2 separate regions of the Mus musculus genome follow, and region 1 is linked to region 2. A link is a loop called in an ENCODE intact Hi-C map of the cell type or tissue named here. Cell type or tissue: left cerebral cortex. All regions are shown on one strand.

Region 1 (2,500 bases), 360 kb before region 2:
CTGTCCTGGTATGCACCTTCCCCAAAAGGCTTCTCTGCCCAGGCTACATCCCTGCCAAGGGGCAGGGAGGACAGGGAGGGCGCGCGGGTTGGGAGGCGAGAGGGGTGGGGGTGGGGGGAGACGAATCTGAAGTTTTAAATGTTACCAGAGGATTAACTAACGAGAATTAAAAGAAAAACAAAAACAGCCATCATGTCAGAGATAGCGATATACCCGCAAAAGTGTAACTAGTTGACTAAGCCCAGGAGATGTGCCCTTGCCTGCAGAAGGAGGCGTCACAGGAAGCCACACCCAGACCTTCTCCTTCCTGGCCTAACAAAGCCACCCACCTCCTGGATGGGTGTAAAAAAACTCGTTTGGCATCTCTTGGGTTGGGATGGCTGTCAAGCCTCCCGGCCAGCTCCCTTGGTCTGTCCTGGCGAACACATCACTAAGAGGCACTTGCATGATCATCTAGTTTCTCACTCTTGATGCGCATTCTCAAAGCACTGAAGCCAGGGGCACAAAACAGCAGAACTGCAGGGTTATATCCGCGCCTTGTGTTTGTTTCAGTTGAATAACCGATAACTGAGTTTTTTGGGTTTTGTTTTGAGTTATTTTAAATGTTCTGTTTCTTTAAATGACTTTTCTTTCACCTTTTATTTATTCACTTATTTTTATTATTGATTGATTTTTCGAGACAGGGTTTCTCTGTGTAGCTTGGCTTCTTTTTAATTCTAGAGGATTCCATATAATGTGTTTTGACTCTCCCCGACTCGTCCCCCACTTCACCTCTTTCTCTCTCCCTTCCTTACCCAACTTTAGCTTTTCTTTTCGCATCAAGTGTGGCCTTCTACTCTTCTTGGACTGGGGCCTACCCTTGAGTATGGTTAATGTACTCTCTTGCCTTCTTGAAGTAGTTGGGCAAATGATTTGAGAGACCAGACAGATTGGTTAATTTTTATTTTAGAACTACAATTGAAGATAAAGAAAAGCATAGATAAGCGAAAAAGAAGAAAGTATAAGCTTAAAGCAAGCAGACCCTGGCAGATCTGTGGATAAGGTTACATTATCCCGACTAAAGGAGTCGAAAGAAAAGAGAAAGAAGCCCAGATCAGAACTGTGATCCTTTTTATAAAAGAGTTGCTAGTTACAACAACTTGAACATTACATTTTTAGAATGAATGTCTTCCCTAAACGTAACCACTAGGTGTTTTAAGCTTAGCTAAGCCAGTGCATTGTTTCACAAAATCCCGGGAAAGTAAATCTATGCTAGATGGCCTGCAAACTGCTGTGACCTTCAGGGAGGGAACAGCCAGACCCTGGGTCACTGGCATGTCTGGTCAGGGCGGGGCTTCTGGCGGGGTCCAACAGCTGGAGCTCGTGCCCAATTGCTGCCAGGCCCCGCCCCTTACGTCAAGGGGGTGGAGCAGCGGGAGATTGGCATTCCGCGGAAGCTCTGTCTGCCTGGAGCCCGGGAGGTCTGAGGAGGGCGGAGAGTCGCCTGCTCCGCTCGGTTTAGGCACCCGCGCTCCGCACGCGGAGCTGGGGAGCTGGGAAGTAGGTATTGTTCTGCTTCTCAATGACAAATGGCTGGCTTGGAAGCGTAACTCTCCCCGCCCTTTGGATCTCTGCTCCGTTCTCTTTTGGCACTTTGGGATCCGAGGTAACACCATGCTGGGATGAGCGGCCCGGGAGGGACAGGTAAGAGAGACGCGGTTGGCCGCCCCCGCCCTGCCTCTGCTCATTTCTCTGTCCAGCTGTGCTTCGGGCTGATGACTTCTTTTCTGTCACTTCTGGTGCGGGACATTGAAAATGGAGAAGAAGCTCTCACACCATTTTCAGTAATTTGATTTCTACAGGACATTACCCTTTTTAGAAAGCTGGGTTTTGTAAAAGAATTGTGCACACACTTGTGCCTTCGCACAGGCACGCACACGTTTGTCATTCCGTTTCGAAATCCAGTAGTTGAAAGCAGCTTTGACTGTCTGCACCGCTCTCCCTGGTAATGAAAAGCTTTGGTAATTTCTTCCAGCGAATAAACCACAGGGTTTGTCCCTAGGGAGGAAAAAGGTAATTTTGTGTTTGTGTTGGAACTTGTGAAACTGTTTGGAAAGGGATGCTAAAAATAATTGAATAAATAAAAAGACGTCCGCATTCTTTCCTGTATACTCCAACTTTGAAGAACTTCGTTGTTATTTGGGGCACACTTCATTTTACATTGTAAAACTTGTTTTATTTCACCATGTCAGTAGTGAAAGATGAGGGCTAGTCAGTGAATTCCTTCAATCTGGAAAATCAGAAGGCCAGTTTGGGACTACATGCCTTTAGAAGGAATATATTCAAAGCACTCTTATTCGGGTGTTTCAGATAAGACTACTAAAATTCCTTATGACCTCCTTTCAAGACAACTGTTGCAGCTGTCCACGTGGGAGAAGATAATTCTATGGACTCAGAGCAAACCTTTAGTTCCAATCAACCTTGAAAGATGGTCCAAGGTGGGCAAGGGCTCCCTGCCAGT
Region 2 (2,500 bases):
AATTTTAAAGTTTACTATTCTAAATCACTAACTAAAACATACTTCATTCGTCAGACACCACCAAAATGAATCTCATTTTAGTTGATGTATCTGTACTTAAGGATATTGTACCCTTTCTTTCCCTCAGGAAATGTTTTCCTTTTCTTATTGCAGCTAATTTGAGTGGTGACTATCAACCAAAACAGACTGTTTTGGGTAAAAACGGAAGATAATGTATATGAGGCTTTCTTTAGAAATCTTTGAGAACACAGAAAAAGAAGAGCAGTAACTGCTGTGAGACATCTCAAAATTACAAGGAGGTCATTAATCTCTGGGAATGAGCCGGGGGGGGGGGGTTGTTAAAAAAAGCTGAATTGGGAAGAGATGACACTTGGTACATGTATGTACCTAGTACCATTTGGAAGAATGTCACCACACAAAGTGACCAGGTAATTGTCTTAACTTATTCCTTCCTCACAAATGTCAACTACTATATACTTTATACTATACACTATACACTATATACTATATACTATATACTATATACTATATACTATATACTATATACTATATACTATGTAGAGAATGCTTGCTTTCCTACTATCCACAAAACCCAAGCCAGCTTACCAACTTGTTCATAGGTCTCTAAATAGCACACTGCACCTCTATGATTAACTGACCAATTGCCAGCAAAATCAACGCAAACTAACTTTCAAGTTACCCTGGGAAACCCCACGCAGAGACTCAATTTTGCTCCTAGCAGGAAGGGAGAACTGATGCAATTCTACTATAATTTCAGAAATAAAAATTTTAAACCTCTTCTGAAAAAATACCTTCCAAACACAAAACACTTTCAGGGACCACTCTCTTTTATCTGGAGTGTTATGTATAAACACTCTCAACGTCGCCCTAAAAGATCTTGGACCAAGGCTATTGGCAAATCCATCGTGGCAACACCTGATACATCATGGAAAGACATGGAATTTCTGCACTGGGATCAGTTAAAAACAACAACCAAAACGCTTACAGGGTCCAAAAAGTCAGGTAGCCTGGGAAAGATGGCTATCAACAACTGGTCTTGAAAGTCGAGTTGATTAATGAAGAATGGAGTTCCCAATCTGTTCGTAAATGGAATTCTGAGACCTTAGCCTAGCTTGCTGTTACCATACACACAGATGCGAAAGCACAAGGTCCTATTTTACGACAGATGTTAAACATCTTAGATTATAAAAGAAAACAAACTCTGGCGATCCATTTACTGAGTTAACCAAATCAGCTGCACACAATTGAAGAAAGTGACTAACAAAGGCAATTATCAATTAAAATGAGGATGCAAGCGATGAGATGAAAATCTGCCTGAATGGAGACGGTTCCCTGAGACTAAACTCCGGGAGCTGTTAAAAAGTGAATGAGAGACTTGGAGGGCCCTGGCAGCCAGCGATAAGTAGGGAAGTGACTTGGGGAGTTTGGTGGGGCGGGAGACCCGAGCCATCCTCACCTGAGCCATCCTCACCCCGGGCCCCCGGGGGCTGCGGGGCTTCGCCTCCAGCTGAGCGCTGCCCGCGACCCGCAGGGGCCAGAGCTGCTGCTCCCCCGGGGCCGGGGCCCGAAGACACCGCGCCCCCAGACCCTTTGGCTCGCCCTCCTCCAGCGCCACCAAAAGGGACTCCATTTCCTGAGAGGGGCACTGCGGTGGCCCGTCCTCGGGCTCGGCCTCGGCCAGCGGCCACCTGGCGCCAGGGAGCGTCCATCCCTGCAGCGGAGAGATAAAGGAGAAGGAGCGTGAACGGGCGTCCGAGGATGGAGGCGGCTGCCGAGGGACCGCAGGGTCAGGCTGGGTGCGGACGGACCCCGCGACACGGAGACCCGGGTCTGAGGAGGTTGCGGCCCTGTGTCTCCCGAGGGCGAGTCCCGCCAAGCCCAGGCTCGAGCGACGGGCGAGGAGGGAAAAGACGGAGGGCAGAAAAGAAGCACGGAGCCACGAGGAGCCCACCCGGGACAGGAAAAACCCAGCCACGGGAAATTCTCCTCAGCCTCAGGAGAAGTGCGGTAGGCACAGAAACGCGAACTGACCGTGCGGCCGCGGCCGCGGCCGGGAACCAACTGCTGAAGTGGACCGCACCGAAAAGCTACGTCTCCTTACCGACGGCGCCCACCGCCAGGGACTACAACTCCCAGAAGCCTCCGCCCGCGGACCGCAGAATGCGTGGCAGCGAGGCAGCTTTTTTTTTTTTTTTTTTTTTTCCCGGAAGAGACGAAGGAATGCTCAGTGCGCATGCGCGGTCGTTCGCGGCCTTTGGGGAACTACATTTCCCAGAGTGTTCCGAGGCTCATGAAAAGTAGACGCCTCCGTTGGTGGGCGTGCCGGGAGCATGCTGCTACTGGCGGCTGCTCCCAGGAAATACGCGAGGTTTCAGGATTCAGAGAGGGCAAAATTCACAAACAGTTGTTCTCGCCATAGTCTTGCTGCTTGCAGGTAGCAGGCAGGTCCTCGTCCAGGAAGTACTTAGAAAACAGAAGA

The links. A loop is a pair of places that touch in the nucleus more often than their neighbours do. Peaks named below come from ENCODE experiments on the same cell type or tissue, not always from the same donor. Only the 100,000 strongest peaks of a DNase experiment are listed, where the experiment ranks them.
Region 1: it touches region 2 in a loop (4-fold over the local background); 1 of 42 quality-filtered maps calls a loop at or near these places.

Annotation. Positions count from the first base shown.
Region 1 is chr5:72,201,881-72,204,380 of GRCm38, forward strand. It overlaps the pseudogene Atp10d. Among named protein-coding and RNA genes, the nearest start is that of Commd8, 35 kb to the left of the region's middle. In left cerebral cortex, CTCF peaks have their summits at 1,201 and 1,400; a DNase peak (open chromatin) is centred at 1,422; H3K4me3 peaks cover 1,512 bases; H3K27ac peaks cover 906 bases.
Region 2 is chr5:72,557,537-72,560,036 of GRCm38, forward strand. Nfxl1 (nuclear transcription factor, X-box binding-like 1) reads right to left here and starts at 2,109. Exons shown (of 23, transcript NM_133921.3): 1 at 2,053-2,109; 2 at 1,478-1,732. The coding sequence starts at 1,730. In left cerebral cortex, no CTCF peak of the experiment used is centred here; DNase peaks (open chromatin) are centred at 1,411 and 2,260; H3K4me3 peaks cover 1,803 bases; H3K27ac peaks cover 473 bases.